Linked DNA regions of Homo sapiens: region 1 is linked to region 2. A link is a loop called in an ENCODE intact Hi-C map of the cell type or tissue named here. Cell type or tissue: gastrocnemius medialis. All regions are shown on one strand. Links, peaks and the distances in the headings refer to the core of each region. The heading gives the core; the rest is flanking DNA. Region 1 holds the start of LOC105375070 (a long non-coding RNA gene). Region 2 has its middle 49 kb from the start of LINC03040.

Evidence for each region. Hi-C counts contacts between places; a loop is a spot of excess contacts. Peaks named below come from ENCODE experiments on the same cell type or tissue, not always from the same donor. Only the 100,000 strongest peaks of a DNase experiment are listed, where the experiment ranks them.
Region 1: a loop joins it to region 2, with 3 times the contacts of the local background. A loop is called at or near these places in 2 of 110 quality-filtered maps.

The regions. Positions count from the first base shown.
Region 1 is chr6:43,794,217-43,802,542 of GRCh38, forward strand. It overlaps LOC105375070 (a long non-coding RNA gene), which reads left to right and starts at 2,943. Exons shown (of 3, transcript XR_007059588.1): 1 at 2,943-3,134. RefSeq lists enhancers at 4,848-4,987, 5,046-5,630, 5,748-5,797. In gastrocnemius medialis, for the core only: no CTCF peak of the experiment used is centred there; DNase peaks (open chromatin) are centred at 3,137, 3,825, 4,785, 6,052 and 2 weaker places; H3K27ac peaks cover 5,392 bases.
Region 2 is chr6:43,947,450-43,955,775 of GRCh38, forward strand. No RefSeq gene overlaps it. Among named protein-coding and RNA genes, the nearest start is that of LINC03040, 49 kb to the right of the region's middle. RefSeq lists an enhancer at 3,213-4,198. In gastrocnemius medialis, for the core only: CTCF peaks have their summits at 4,000 and 6,495 (motif pointing left); DNase peaks (open chromatin) are centred at 3,952, 6,542, 7,162, 7,502 and 2 weaker places; H3K4me3 peaks cover 538 bases; H3K27ac peaks cover 4,092 bases.

The sequences.
Region 1 (8,326 bases), core at 215-8,214, 150 kb before region 2:
GGCTGCAATTTCTGAGCCCCGAGGTCCAAAACCCAAACCCCAAACACAGCCCCAGCTCCGACAGCTTCTCAGCTATGTTTAGGACAATTACCTTTCTGCATCTCACTTGCCATCTCTGAAACAGGCACCATGATATCTATTTCACAGTGTTTCGTGTACATATGATCATGTCATCCTCCCCACACCAGACATTGGCAGTAGTGTCCCCATACTAGAGCTGAGAGTGCTGGTGCTCAGGGAAATGCAGATGGTTATAGGAGGATGACTGGCATGCAATAAGGGCCCGATAAAGGTTAGCTATTGTCGTCGTGATTTGGCACAAGGATGTAGGAAGAGAGGATTTGAAATCGGACAGAGCTGAGCTCTACTTTTGACATCAGTAGAGTTTTCTAGCTCTGTGACCTTGGGCAAGTTGCTGGATCTCTCTGGGGCTCATTGTCTTGCTCTGTAAAATGGACATGGCAACACCTACCTCCCAGGTGTTGATGTGGATTATATTAGACAATGAACACACAGTGATTGCCACTTAAAAGGGAAGGAGGGAAGAAGAGACCTGGAGTGAGGGGAAGAGTTCAGCTGGATGCTGGTAAAACCCACCCCCAGTCCCCTCTTAAGGGGCTCAATAAATATGGTACTTGTAGAATGAATGAATAAATGAACATTAGTCACCTCACCCTGTCAGGGTCCCCAAGAGCAGGGACAAATTCTCTCTGATTAGCCCGTGTGCTCCCTGATGGTGAGGGTATGACCTTGGGCCTTCTCCCTTGGGGAGAAAGGGATCTACGGATCCCTTTAGATGAACCATCTAAAATGCCGAGCCTTTTTGGGGATGGTTCATTCTCTTGGTGTGGCAACAGCCAGTGCAGAAACCCACAAGGAAAAATGGAAACAACTTTTCCTTTCCTTCTCGTAATGAGGTGCAGGCAGGGCACAGGGCCCTAAGCCCTGGGCACAGAGTCTCAGGCCTACAATTAATCCCTTCCCAGGATGTGGCCCCAGGCTCGGCTCCTGGCTGCATCCCCAGCATTGCTCTGTGCCCCACTCCCCAAGTCCTAGTGCTTACCCCCCATTCTGGGGACTGGGGAAGGGTACATTTTGCTGGCAAAGATTATGGGAGCCCAGGGAATGCCTTCTTGTTGAGGCCAGCGGGGCTCATCCCCTTTCCTTGTGACTGTGGTGACCCCAGCCACACCCTTGACACTGCCTAAGTCTCTGGCAGCCATAGTAAAAACCCAAATGGTGGTGCTGGTGGTGGGTGGAGGGCACGCAGTGGGGAAAGGGGGCAGAAGAGACATGGGGGTGAGGGGAAGGGCTCAGCTCGATGCTGGTAAAACCCTCCTCCAGGCCCCATGACTTCGGAGAAACTGCCTCTCTCCCACCCCGGCCCCCAGATGCCAGTGGTGTGCCGGCCGTTGGCGTTTGCTTCACAGGAAGTGTCCCTGGAGTCTTGCTTATCTTGAATGGGTGGCTGCTGGGAGGGGGCAAAGGAAGCCATTTCTTCCCTCGCCCACCATTACATGTCCACTCCAAAGGCTATCTCTTGCATCCCAGACCATCCTCTCTCCCTCTCTGAAGGTGGGAAGGAGGTATCCATGATCTGAGGACTACCTTCTAGGGGATGGGGGGTCCCAGAGCCCCTCATCTCTGTCTCACCCTCACCCTGGGTCAATACCAGGTACCTGGACATGAAGCTCTTCCTCAGTTTCTCCTGCTGTCTGTTAGTCCTGCATGGGCCTCAGGCCTCTCTGGTCAGCTGGCCTTCTGGGTCTGAGGAGGGAAGATCCTAGAAGTAAGTTGTCAGATGCAGCAAATAAAAACACGAGGTGCCCCATTAAATTTTCATTGTTTGTGTGAAATTCAAATTTAACTGGGCATCCCGTACTTTGTCTGGCAACCCTGCCTGGATGGAGTGGCTGGACCTCCCTCTTGCGAGTTCTCAGTTGCTTTGCTGCTCCCCTTCCTCCTCCCCAGCCTTCTCACTGCTTTGCTGCTGAGGTATCCAGTGTAGACATTGTGTGTGGGCCCTCGTTCTGGATTTGTCCTCACTTTCTGCCTGCAGCAGAGATCTGAAACAAATTAGGAGCTCTCTGAGGGCACAGGCAGTGTCTCCCCCATCAGACTGGGAGCCTCCTTTGGATTGAGTCCATGTGACCTTGTAGCCAGGCCACTCCCCTTTCTCCTTTTCATCGTGCTCTGGAGGACCTGGCGCTGACCCTCAAGGCTGACCTTTTCCACAGGCTTAGCATAGCCTTCACTGCTGCTACCTGCAGAAGCTCTGAGAGAGCCTCAGTAAACATCCGTCTCCTCCTCCCTGATGACCTGCCGGTGGGAATTCTCTTCCCCAGTCCTCATTCTGCAGGCAGCTATCTCCGAGTCCCTCAGGCTCTGGAAACTTCCAGTGGAAACAATTCTCTGGGAGCCAAGACCCCAGAGCTCTGGCTGGGGCTCTGTCACCAACCAGCCCTGTGACCTCAGGCAGCTCTTGGTTGTTCTCTGGGCCTCAGTGTCCCTACCTGTACAATGGCACTATATCTAGCTTGCTGACCTTGGGGTAGGGTTTCCAAAATGCACATTGTGATCTATGTGGGTCATGAAGTCGATTTAACAGCATGCAACCAGCATGATTCTTTTTCTTAAATAGGAAGAGAATAGGGCAGAAAATATTTAGTCTTGCATAGAGTAAGGGTAAGTATTGTTTCTTGAAACTTGTGTGGAGTGTGTGTGTGTGTGTGTGTGTACATGCGTTCTGGGTCATGAGGTAGGATATATTTTTCAGGGGGGTTGTGGTAAAACAAAAAAGTAAGGAAGTCAGTACTGGAAGCTGTGACAGAAGGGTGACGGTGGCAACTGGAGACCCGGACGTGGTCTCTGCTACTTCTCCACGTCACGGAGATGACAGGCCCACTTACAACCTCCTGTCTGGGGTTCTTCCTTGCTCTCTTGAGTAGTCTTCCTGCCCTGCCTCTGCTGAGCTCATGCCCCTCTCTACCCAGAGCCCAGGGCCCTCCCAGCTGAGAGCTCTCAGGAGCTAGTCTGGTTCCCTGGGCCACTCCAATAAGAGAAGAAGATTCTGGGATCCACAGCCTGGTGGTGTCCAGTCTGCCCAGCTGCCTCCGGCCTGGTTCTGCCTCACGGTAATAATACTGGATTGGGAAACTGAAGCTTGGGCCAAGTGGAGGAACATGGCTCCCTCCTAGCTTTCCCAATGCCCCGTACCCTGGGAGGGATACTCCTTAACCCCTTCCTGGGGCGGGGGAGGTGTTCTGGGGTCCAGGTGGGTGAAAAACGACAAATAGAGTGTGAGTGGCTGATGACCCTCAGCTTTGTGGCTCCTGCCAAATCTCTGATTTCTGGATCACACTGCCCTGTCTTTCCTCTAAGGAACCATATCTAGGTGTGAACCACATTAACCAGGAGAATTTGAGGATAAAACAGGTGGAATATGGGAGACACCTGGTGGTGATGGCTATTTAGATGGTTTCATCAGTACATGGGCCCCTCTCTGTGGGTGCTGTCATCCTGGGTCCAATTCACAGAGAAGAAACCAGGCTGAGAAGAACTGGCCTAGAGTTGGGTCATACTCAGTCAAGAGAGGAAGATTTGGGAAAAAAGGTGGGACTGAAAGCTCTTGACCTGTGGGAGAGTCAGGAAGAGAACAGCCCCATCCTCAGGGAGCCCCACTCTGAGGGAGACACAGCCCCGTCCTACGGGAGCCCCAGTCTGAGCGAGGTTTAGCCCCATCCTCAGGGAGCCCCAGTCTGAGGGGAGACGCAGCCCCGTCCTACGGGAGCCCCAGTCTGAGCGAGGTGCAGCCCCATCCTCAGGGAGCCCCAGTCTGAGGGGAGACGCAGTCCCGTCCTCAGGGAACCGCAGTCTGAGGGAGATGCAGCCCCGTCCTCAGGAAGCCCCAGTCTGAGGGAGACGCAGCCCTGTCCTCAGGAAGCCCCATTCTGAGGGAGATGCAGCCCCATCCTCAGGGAGCCCCAGTCTGAGGGGAGGCACAGCCCTGACTCAGGGAGCCCCAGTTTGAGGGGAGACACAGCAGTGTCTTTAGGGAGCCCAGTCTGAGGGGAGACACAGCAGTGTCTTTAGGGAGGTCCCTTTAGGAGTTCAACCCCTTGGTCCTTCTTCTGAGGTAGTGGGTTTTGTGGGGCACTGGAGGCCCAGAGTTGGCTGTTTGAGGAAGAGTCTTTCAGGGCATTGCCATTCTTTGTCATTCTTTACTGTAGCCAGAGGTGTGGTGTGATCTGAAGGGTCCCGGGCAGGTGTCCTCCTTCCCCTCCACTGTGCCCACCATCACCCTCCTAGTTCTTTCCCTTCAATCATTCACCGTAGTCTGTAATCACCATGCCCCACCTTAAATTAAGGTCTAGAAAGGATCTTGGAGACGTGTGAGTCCCAGATCAGAGGAGGGAACTGAGGCCCCAAAAGAGAAGGGGAGGAATCTTGTGTGAGGTCACCCAGGGAGTTAATAGCAGGGCCTAAATCTCAGAGCAGTGCTTTGGGCTTATGGAGAGACTCTGGGAGATGTGGGGCCACCCAGCACACATGTGAGCAGAGAGGCGCTGTGAAGGAGTGTGTGTGTGTGTGCGTGTGTGTGTGTGTGCAGGGGTGAGTGGGGTTAGGCGTCTGGGTCCCCTGTGAGCAGATGGGAGTTCATATGGGTGTCTGCTGCAAGGCGTCTGGCTATTTTCCTATGTCACAGTGTGGGGTGGAGCAGGGAGGGACAGGCCTGTAGCAGGGACATCAGACTGGTCTTATGAGTCCTGGCCCAGCCCTCTTGAGACCAAGGGCAGAGGGCGATGAGTCACAGATGACTCAGGTGCTGGAGGCCACAGCCACGCATGGCACGTGACAGCCAAGGAGGGCCAGGTCTATTTCTGGACCGGATAGACAGGTGACCCAGGAGGCTGACACTGAAATCTCTCTTCCTAGAGGATAGGAGGGATTCTATTCACAGACTCAGAGCCTGGGCCCCTGGGATGGGGCTGAAAAGACGGCCTGTGGGCTTACCTGTCCCTTGGAGCTTTGCTCCACTGGCTGGTTGAGCTGTTACTTCAGTGGGGCAGGGCTGTCCTGAGCCATCCCCATTCTCCTGAAGATGTGCGGTTAGGGTCACTCTCCACTGGGGATGAGTTCTCCCTGGCCCTTTGGATGCCAGCATCTAGCAGCAAAGCACCCCTGCCCTGCCTTGGTAATGCAGTGTCTGACCACAGACAGCCCCTCTTCTTTGTCTGAGGCAAGGGAGCCAAATCCTTGACCTGCCACTTGACCCCAAGGCCTAGGCCAGAAGATGAGGTAGTCTGGGGTGCAGACAGTGCCTTGGGTTCAAATCTCACCCTGAGACCTGGAGTTACATTGTTTCCTCTTGGGGCCTCAGTTCCATCCTCTGTACCCCGTGGGGGTTGTGCTTGAAGGCTCAGGGGTCCCCTCTAGCTGGCTCCTCATCAGGCCTTGAAGGCTGGGCTGACGGCGAGGCCTTGAAGCTGCCTCCTCTCTCTTGCCTATGTTTGAGGTGGGGGACTGGGGAGGGTTGGCTGAGGATAGAAAGTCCTGGCCTGGTAGGGGCATGCCTCAGGGTCCCCGGTCACCTGAAACACAGTGATGATTACAGGGTGAGCCTCTGGGACCAGACACTGTAATCTGCTGCCCTCCTTCCTGCCAAGGGCCTACTGCAGCATTTCCTTCTGCTTTTCACAACTGTTTTCTAAGAACCCCAGGAAGGCAGAGGCCTCATCTCTGAGGGGTGCGGCAGAAGACTAAAGAAGAGGGGAGGGAGAAAATGGAGATGGTGAGAGAGGAAGGGAGAGAGGATGAAAGGATGAGGGAAAGGAGATGCGTGAGGTGTGGTAGACATCAGAAGGCTTTTCCCTGGTTGACAGTTTGAGGAAGAGGAGGGGAAAGAAGAGTGGGTGGGGTCATTCTCTGCCTCTAAGCTCCCAGCTTAGGTGCTCCTCCTCAGAAAGACTGCCCTGACCTCATTACCTAAAGTAGCAGCCTCCTCCCCACCTCAGTCACTTTCTATCAATTGCTGCATTTAATGAGGAAGGGCTGAGTCAGCTCATGTCACTTTTTGGCTCAAATCCCCGCAGTGGCTCCTGGTCTTCCTCAGACTAAAGACCAAAGTCCTTACGATGGCCTTCAAGGTCCTACATGATTCCTTTCCAAGAACAGCAAGTGTGTTCTTCAAACACATCTGGCATACTCCTGACCCAGGGCCTTTGCACAGCTTTCCCCCTCTGCCTGGAATGTTCTTTCTCCAGATATCTGCAGGACTCACTCCCTTGCCTTCTTCAAGTCTTTGCTCAAACATCGCCTTCTCAATGAGGCCTGCCCTGGGCATCCTATTTAAAATGGCAATATTCTTCCTACACTCTCCAGCCCTCTTACCCTATACTCTTTTATCTTTTTTTCTAAACACTTACCACTCTTTAATGTTTTCACATTATAAAATGCATGTATTTATTAAGTGCATTGTGTACTTTCTGTCTCCCCTCACCTTGAATTTAAGTTTTACAAGAGTTGGTGTCTTTGTTTTATTCACTGATGTGTCCTAAGTCCCTGGAATAGGACCTGACACACAATAGATACTCAACTTGTGGAGCAAATGGCACCTGTCACTGTGGGTGATGATCTCTCTCTCTCCCTCTGTGTACACGCTCCCCACGCACCCATCGACCTCCCTGAGGATGCCTCACTCAGAATAGCAGTTCCATGAGAGCTGGGAACTGCCTATCTTGTTCATACTTGTGCTCTCAGCACGTGTCTGGCACAGAATAGGTACTCAGTAAATATGTGTTGGCTGGATGGAAGGGACCTGAAACAGAGGCCAGGGAGAGTGGGAAGACAGGCCAGTCACTGGCAACAGGCCCGTAATGAGAGGATTCTCGAGGAAGAGAATGGAAAGGTGTCCGCTGGTCATTATGAGGCCCCTAAGATCCTCCTATCTGAACAGAAGAGATGCTCCTTCAGATCTGTTACACATGTACACACGCACACAATCCAGGACCATCACACACCAGTATATAGAAGGAGAGAGCACTGGAAACTGCTGCCAGGTTGATGATGGCATCAGGCTTGACCACTAGGGGCTTCCTGGAGGAGGTGGCCTAGGGCTAGACCAGCACCGGAGCAAAAAAGTTCAGGACATCTCCAGTCAGAGGTAAAGAAGGATGAAGGAAAGAAAGAAGGGGATGTGGCAGAGGTCAGGGAAGGCCCAGGAGAGAGGCAGGGCTGACTGAGGCTAGGACTGAGACTGGGGCTCGTCAAGGTCAGAAGCCTTGGGTTTGGGGTCCAGTAGGACTACACAGGATACAGAGTTGGAGGAAAAGCCTGGATTTTCCCAACCAAAATCCCTAGAGGAAGGAATTTTCTGTGTCTTCCTCTGGGGTTTGCATTGACAGGCACAGGGCAGATGGTCAGTGTTGTCCTCTGATTGAGGGCGCCCAGCGGGAGTGCCGTGGCAGGATCTAATGCCCAAGTTCCCCTCAGAACGTGGCGCCGGGAATGTGATTCAGTGTATAATTCCAGCTGGTACTTTTTTCCCAATAAAAAGAAACGCCTTCATTCTCAAAGAAGATGATTATAAAAGAAAAAAAAAATCTCTTGACTTACAGAAAGAACCATGCCCAAATCTAGTGACCATGGTTCGCACAACATGAAAATCAGATGAGAGGGAGCACGAGTGAAAGAAGCTCAAACACAGGGCGTGAGGTGCCCCTGCCAGCCTCGGTCCCTGACCACACGGCCCCGCCTTTGGCTGGAGGGAGAGCCCTGGCTGTCAGCCGCACGGTGTGGAAAGCCCAGAAGGAAAGCAGTTTTGAAATTTTACTTGTGATTGATACACTTTTGGCCACGTTGGCTATTTTCAGAGCCTAGCTCCCCCATCCTCTGTCACAGACACCTTTGAGTTCTTTAAATGGCTGTATCTTTTGTTGTCATATGGACACATGGTCTTTATAGTACATTCAGACAGAACAGGTTTTGTGAGCAAAGGATATCGAGCTTTTTTCCCTGATATACAAATTGCAAGAGTTCGTTCTCCTCATAAGCCTGTTACTTTCTTATACCTGTGAACGGCACCTCCATCCCCACAGCTGCTCAAGCCCAAAGACGCATTCATAATCTGACCATCCCTTCGGGTGATCAAAGCCATCAGCAATCCCGGGGCCTGCTCTGCTTCAAAAATACTTCTGTCCTTGTTCCCCTCTTTCTACCATCTGGCTTCAGCTCCATGGCTTCTCCATTCCTCTCCAGCTTCTCCAATTCTTTTTCCTCCCAGCAGCCAGAAACCACTTTAATGCCACAGGAAGGATCATGCTACCTC
Region 2 (8,326 bases), core at 174-8,173:
ATGAGAGTGGAAATGTAGGTGAAGGAGAAAAAATACAATGAAAAGTAACATTTCAAGGGGGCTTTGAATAGACTACTGTTAGGATGCTGGGAATCAATGAGTATAATTGAATCAATTATCTATATCTGAGGTAAAAATAAATAAGTAAAGCAGATTTCTAGACTTTAACTACAGGGATTCAGTTTCAATAAGCCTGTAGTGAGCCCAAGAATATGGGCCCTGGTGATTGTCAATGCTCACTCCAACATCCTAGATAGATGATCACAGTGGCTACCTGAAAACACCTGGTGATGGGAGCCCATTCCTGTACTAGTGGGCTGTTCCAATTCTTGATAGGACTTCCTAAGGCCAAGATTTACCTCTCTGTACCTTCCAAACCATTGATCCAAGTTCTGTTCTTCAGAACAAATAAAATAATCAGGTTCCTCCTGCTTCTGCATGCCAGTCCTTTAGTAAACCAGAGAGAGTCAGCATATTCCTCTCCCATCCCACAGGCACAGGCATCTTGTCCAAACTCGATAGCTCTCCATTCCTCCAGCATCTCCAAGCCCACCAAGGTTCTCTCCTCTACCCTGCTCCCACCCCAGCCAAGCTGTTCCCCTAGGTCTGTTCTAACTGCCAATGTTTCTCCTCAAACATGGCTCCTCAGAGAGACCCCACACTCCGAGTACAGCCTGACCAGCTCAGAGCATAGCAGAACATATACCTCCTGTCAGGGCCCTGTGTTCCTGTGGGTATAACCTCACATTACAGTCAGTTTGGTGTTTTTTGTTTGTTTGTTTGTTTTTGTTTTTAATTAGCGCTCAGTGAGTTTATGGTGGGCCAGACTTACAGGTCTTTTTCACTAGAATTGATACAAGGGCTGCTTTATCCATTTACACACACACACACACACACACACACACAAATATATATATGGCACAAAAAAATACACAAAAGATATACATACAGTACAAAGCAAGACCCCAGCCAGCCACTTTTCAGATACACTTTTCTTGTGTATCTGTCTGCAGATGATCTGTACATATACAAACGGAGACACACATTCCTAATCATACAAAGAGCTGCATAGTCTACACTATCAGTGTGCACTGTCGGGCACCTTGCTTTTTCACTTAACCAGGTATCTTGGGGAATTTTCCTTATCCGTACATAATTCCTTGGCTCATTCTCTGTATCAGGCCCATAGCCTTCCATTGTGTGGATCTACCTAAAGTATTCAACCAATCCCCTACTGGTGGACATTTTGGTTGTTTCTAGGCCTTTGCAGCATTTAAGGCCATGTTGCCAGGACTCCTTTTGCACATAAGTCAGCATTTCTGTAGGATCAATCCCCATGTGCCTTTTGACTTGATTTTTTTCTCTCCCTAGAGCTGGACTTGTCACTTATGCCTACTGTTGATCTCTCTTGTTGGTTTTACCCATTGTTCCAGGCACTGTCAGGCTAATTTTGAATCCTCATTGTGCTGCCAAGCCTGCTCCTCTCAGCTGTGGGTCATCTGCAAACAGAGGGAGGGGAGCTTCTCAGGTCTCCATTCAAGCAATTGATAAAAATGTTGAGGGGGATGGGGCCAAGGACAAGGGCCGTGAAACAAGCCCTAGAGAATTCCAGGTGTCCATTCATCATTTGTCACCATGGTTGAGTCCCTGCTGTTAGCATGGGAGCTGGCCTCACTAGCATATCCTAACAGGCCTATATTACCCTCTTGGCCAAAACTCAGCATTCTCACCTCCAGCAGTCCAGCATCCCAGTGAGAAAGAGCTGAGGCTGGTTAGCACGGCATTGTTTGCTTCCAGTAGAACCAGCTGGAGGGTCTGGAGAGGAAATCCCTGGAATTTGTGGTCAACAGAGCTGGGGGCCTGTCCTGCCCAGTTCTAGCGATGTGGTTTGGGGCAAATTACTTAACCTCCAAATGCCTCAGGTTCCTCACTTGCCAACTATGGTAACAAAACCCATCTCTCCATGTTTTAAGAATATATGAAATTACATGTAAGCAGAAGGGTTCTACTATTTATCTGTCTGTCCATCTGTCTTCTTTATCTATGAATTCACATAATAATCAACTCTCAAGTATTCACTGGGAATTGACTTCAAGCTCAGAAGTCTGTCATTTCCTAAATAGAGTCTTCACACTTTTATACATTAGAACATGCTCAGCCCAGCTTTGGCTTTCTGCCTTCCGTCTGTAGCTGAGGTTTCTGTGCTTATGAGCAGGAGGTCTTTCAGCACTGGAAATGAAAGTCCCTCTAGCCCCAGACTTGGCCCCATGAAGGGGGCTTGCTCAATCCTAACATCTCTTGTCTTTTCTGGGACTCACCCATCGGATTCACTCTTCTCTGCTGTTGGCTTGTCCCCCCTGTGGGGGAGAAGTTGGGGCTATTTTTTGCTCCAACAGAGCTAAAAGAAAGAATGCAATTTGAGGTCTTCATCCCTGAGATCTCAGCTCCTTCCTCCAGGGTGAGCCATGCACTGGTATTTGGCCTAAGTCCATTTTGCCAGATTTTGAACATGGACTTTCAAAATGGAGGGCTTTTTAGCACCCTGCACCCACCTCCTTCTATTTGGCCAAGATGGGCGAGGAAGGGCTCCACTGCAAAACCTGGTGTCTCTCCGGGTTCTCCAAGCCTTCCAAAGTGTAAAGCCATGGGATCCTTTCTTTTCCATGGAACTGCTTACCAGCAAACCGCTTTCCTGGAGTCCAGGACGCCCATCATCCTCAGGCCCACCTCCTTGTGCTCACTGCTGAGCCTTCTCAATGATAAGGCTACTGTCAGTGCCAGCTGATGTGGGTGTGGGCAAGGACCCCATTCAACTCCGCCTCGTTTGTTCAACAATCAAGTATTATGGGCATGTTCTAGGCCAGACCCTCCATTAGGTTCTGGGATCGCAAAGCAGCCTCCAACCCAGCTCTGGAGAAGACGCACGAAGGCTTCATGAAGGCTTTGCCAGGAGGGGCTGTGAATCAGGCAGCTGCACGCGCCCAGGCCACAGGGTGGGCCACTTCTGCGAGTTTTCTCTCTGCCAGTTTCATGACCTCCATCAGGTCTCTGGCTCCCATCCTGCCAGCTCTGGGTTCTGAGATGAGTGGAGCCTTTGTCTGATGGGTAGACTAAGCCTGAGACCCTAGAGGCATCACTTCTTTTCTCAAATGTTTAAACGGGAGGGGCATGGGGGTAGGAGCAGTTAGGGAGAGCCAGGGCACAACCCCAGGTCTGTGTTCTCCCAGCCCAGGTTCTTTCTATTGTTCCCCAAGCCCTCAGCCCCGGTCTCACTCCCTTACTCCTCACCTACTTCTATCTCACTGTTTTCTAGAAAGAAGAGGCAGTAGGAAGAACAGGGCTCTATATCAAGCCCTGTTGCTGAGTGGACTCATATCTCATCAGTCTTGTCCCCCCAGGCTTGTCTCCATGTTTAGCAGTCCAACCTGTGCATGAATGACTAGAAATCAAGAGGAAGGCGAGCTGTGGCCATGTGAGAGGTATGGTTCCCGGCATTCCACGTTCAGAAGGAAGTGGGCATCATCCAGCTGTTGGGTTCCAGGACAGGCCCTTGAAGGGAAGGGGTGGCATGGGCATGCAGATGCAGAGGGAGAGGAGAATGCAGGGGGTGAATTGGGAGAAGCCCCTGTTTGCAGTTTGCAGTTTTCCTGCAACATGTGGTCTTACCTGCCATGAGCTGGGCAGGCAGGGCAGCAGCTGTGCTAGCCTGGGAAGGGCAAGTAAAGCCTGGAATGGTCAGGGTTCATAGCAAGCAGGGCCCAGCTCTCCAGCAACCTCTCCCAGGGCAGGAGGCATGGGCTCTGGAAGTCTCCAAGTCTTCCTCTGTACATGTGGGTCCCCACATCTGTTCTCTGCAGGCAGGAGACACATTCTCAGCCTGAGAGGGAAGTTGGGCTTGTCCCTGCTTACAGCACCTCTCCCTGGCGGGCCCAGCTGGCCCAGAGGTGAAGGGTGAGCAGGCAGGCAGCCTTGGCAGTCCAGAGGAGCAGCAGCACACCCTGGGGGCGGCCCGAGCCCTGGCAGCCAACTCTGCTGTCCTTGCAGTGCAGCCAGAGACAGGAGGGGGCTGCTCAGGGTCCTGCTCTGAAGGATGGGGCTGGAGTTTGACATACTTAGCTTGGGTCGCACAGGAGATAGGGGTGCCCTGGGATGAACCCCTCTGCCTGGCTGCTGCAGGGCGGCCTAGCAGCAGCTGGAAGAATCAGTTCTGGGCCAGGGCCCTGCCAGAGCTTTCACCCCCACCCAGGGTAGAGCACCTGGAAGTGCCCCTCAGAGACAAGTCCCTTGATCTCTTGGGGCCCCCATTCCCTCAGGCAGCTCATGGAGGCCTCTCAGGGCTAAATGAGATCATGCGGATGGCGTGGTTAGGACAGTCTGACACAAGGGCAGTGTTTGTGAGTGTGAGTTGCCGCTACTGTGGTGGTGTCATTAGTAATATTCCTCTACTCTAGGCCACTCCCCACCCCTGCCTGAGGCAGCTCTTGTCTGATGCCAACTGAGATTAGGGTCATTTGGGTGAGGGCCATGAGGCCGGACTTTGTGTGTGGGGTGGGGGTATGGGGGAACTCCCCACAAAGAGGCGGCTCCTTCTGGTGGGGCTCAGGGAAGAAAGAGAAGGCCTCAGACAAGATGCTGGATTTCAGGAGGTGGGAATCCTGACTCCCAGCTCAGCCTCTGAAGGTGCTGGGTGTCTGAGATGAGTCTGTGTTGCAGGAGTGAGTGTCATGGGGCTTTGGCCACAGAGATGCCACCCAGAAGCCAGCAGAGGCACCCTGTAGGGGGCCTCCAAGTGGAAAAAGAGCAGGCTTAGGCAATGCATTGTCAGCCACACCACCTCAAAGGCCTTATCTCTCTGAGTTTACTGCCTTTGGCTTTTTAAATACTCCAGCCTGGTCCCTGGTGCTAAAAAGAATTAAAGGACAGCACCTGTGTCCATCATTCATTCATTCACTCCTTCCTTCTTTCAGTGCCTGTAAGATGTAGGATCAACAAGACACACGCCTGCCCTCAGGCTGTGGTGGACACTCCCTTGAACAGGCTCATACCTCTCCCCACAAGACCACTGTGAGATGGCATCAGAATCTGGCGAGAGACCCCCATGGGGCAGATCCAGGCACCAAGCTGCCGCTCTTAGTCAGGAAGGTACTTCCAGTGCCAATTTTGGGAGTTCTGGGCTCATCTTTATTAAACAGGTGGCATTTCCATACTGTCCCATTATCCATCAGGAAAATGGAAGTTTCCTGTTCCTTCTCTGTGTCCACATTTGTGGACATTGCCAAAGTTCTGACAATGGCCTACCACCAGCCCCTACAAAATCTAGTCCCTCCTACTTCTCTGATCTCACCTCCCACTACTCTCCCTCATTCATTCCACACTGGTCTCCTTGCTATTCCTCCAATAAACAGCTCTGTTTCCACCCCGGGGCCTTTGCATGTGCTGCTCCCCCTACAGGGCATGTTCTCCTCCAGTCATGCACATGGCTCCCAGTTTCAAGTCTTTACTCAAATGTTATCCTCTCAGGGTGGCCTTCCTTGACCTCCCCATTTAAAATTGCATCACACCCTACACCCTTCACTCCTGTCCCCTTTCCCTTTATCTTTCTCCAGTGCACCTACCACCCTCTAAAATTGTGTTTAATGTTTGTCACCCTGCACTTGAATGCCAGCTCCATGAAGTCAGGGACTTTTGTCAATTTTGCTCACTGCCGTTCTAGTGCCTAGAACAGGGTCTGGCACATAGAAAGTTTTCAGTAAATATGCTGAATAGGAAAGGGAGGCAATATTCAGAATCTACAAACCCCAAGGAGACTGCAGCATGGTCTCCATGGGGGTGGCAAGTGGCCAGTAAGTCTTGCTGGGGGGTGACCTGACCTACAGCCATGGGCACATGAGTGGAAGGGCTGCAAGGCAGGGTGCCGAGGGAAGAGCCAAGGGTCATGCCCCTTGTTCCCTTAGTGCCACCTCATTCTGGATGCAGCTTGATGTGTCTGTTAGGAAAGGGAAGTTACCTTAACTGGGCACCTACTATGTGCCTGGCAAATTTCATGCACTTCCCCTTTACAGCAGCCCATGAAGCAGCAGAGGAAGAAACCAAGACCCAGAGAGGTTACTTAACTTGCCTAGAGTCACAGAGCTAGTAAGGGAGGGAGGAGAACTCACACCTAGGTCTGATTCCTTGCATTACTGTCTACCCCGGGGATGGTGAGAAGGACTCCATAGGCTCAGTTGGAAGAATTAAGAACTTGTGATTCTGCAGAGCGGTCTCCATGGGGACAGCACGGGTTGATGGGGTGGGCTGAAGCAGCCTGGGCTCCCATATATGCTGTTAGGCACTTCAGTTCCAACCATGGGAAAAATCTAGGCCCTTTAGCTCCCATCATGGGGTGAATCCCCTACCCTGGGTGAGCGGTGGGAGTTTCTCAAGGCCATCTCAGGGGTCAGGGACAGCTTGACTCAGCTCCTGCTGGCTGGCAGCTCCCTCTGCTGGACCCAGCCCCAAGGACGAGCTCAGACACAGGGACGCCTCCGTCTGTCTGCACTTGGGCTCTGGCAGCCCCCCCACATTGCATGCGGGGCAGTCACATGCAGGGCACCTGCCAGGTCCTCAACGTGTCAAGGGACAGGATCTTCCAGAGGACCTAATCTGGGTGACCTGGGAACCTTACATGGGGAAGAGAATAGGAAGGAGCTTTGACCACCGCCACTACCACACTCAGCCCAGACACAACGGCTGCATCTGCAGACAGGGGCTGGGTCTCCTCATGGGGCAGGGAGCTCCCTATAAGCAGGGGCTGACTCTCCCATCAGACTGGAAACTCCCTGAGGGCAAGGGTTCTGTCTTTCTCCTTCAGACTGGGAGCTCCTGGTTTGTCCCTCTGCTCACCTGTGATAGAAGCCCAGCTTAGCCCCCCAGGCTGGGCCAGCCCCCAAGGCATCCTGGGGCACTTTCTCAGCAGCCTGGCCACTCCCAGCCCCCAGACACCTGTCCCCGCCACTCTCCCCACTCCCTAGGCTCCTCCACCCTGCTGTCAGAGCAGAGCTGACACTGGGTAGTGCTGGTAAGTGCCACCCTGACCTCAGCAGCCCTGGAGGCAGTGCAGTGAGTGGCCTAAAGAGCTGTGCCAGGGATGGGACGTGACTGCCCCCCTGAACTCAGCTGCAGGCTTGGCCATGAGGAAAGCGATACCTCAGGGAGGCGGAGTGACCAGTGACATCAGCGTACGTGACTGTCAGCCCAGCTCTCCCCTCTGCCCTCCACCCTCCCCCACCCCACAGTGCCTGCCGAGCACACTGACCTTCAGCTCACGGGCACAGGCCTCTCTATGTGCCCGCTCCAAGGAGAGGGGCAGTGCCCAAGGGGATGGGGCTGCTCTCTGACTCCTTGTCTTCTAAGTGAGTGCTCAGGGGGTGGAGGAGAACACAGGCCCCAGCCCTCTGCAGCCTGGGCTTCTGGATCAGGAGCCAGCTTCTTACTGGGTGACCCTCCCCGGCAGCCCTGCCCTGAGGAAACTGATCATTCTCTTGGCTCTGCGAGACCTTCCTTCTGAGTGTCTGGCAGGCTTCTAGTGACTTGAAGCCAGTGTAGAGGGCAACTGGCTTCCCACCCCGAGCCTGCTGATGGAACTGCCAGGCCTGCATCCCTAGGGGCAGAGTCCCTGCCCAGATGAGCAGTGCTGGCTGTCCCAGGGAAGCAAGTTCAACTACCTTGGATGACCACCATTTGTCCCCGAGATGGCTTCTGCAAAAGCCTGTCTAAGTGCCCCCCTAGACCCCACCCAAGGAGTGCCAGGTCCAGAGCTCAGCATTCTATTATAGCTTCCAGCCTGGGGAAGACCAGTCAGAGACACCAAAAACTAGACCACAGTTGCCAAATTTGTTCCCTTGTGCACTTTTGTCAGTGAATATATCATTGTGCATCTCAGTATAGGTATATTTCTTTATTTAAAAATTATGTATGTTAAGGCCAACATTGCAGGTAGGCTGAAGTGTAATACTAGTTGTGGCAAGAAAAATCATCAAAACAGCAAGACATCTAACAGGGACATCCAGGAGCACGAAAGCCATAGTGAGCCTTGATGAGCTCCCACCTACCCCTGACGATGTGGAAGGTTGTATGCACACTGGGGGAGACTGAAAGAGCTTGGCTATCTACTCATCCCTGGCTGAGCATACAGAGAGTTAAATTCAGGGGAGACCTGTGAACCCCCTGAAGTTTGAATATGTTCCCCAACCCACATACAGATCCATTGGCAGAGGGTAGAAACCTTATGAGATCAAGGTATTTAAGCATAATCTACCTCTGACCAATCACTGGCTGAACACTAAGT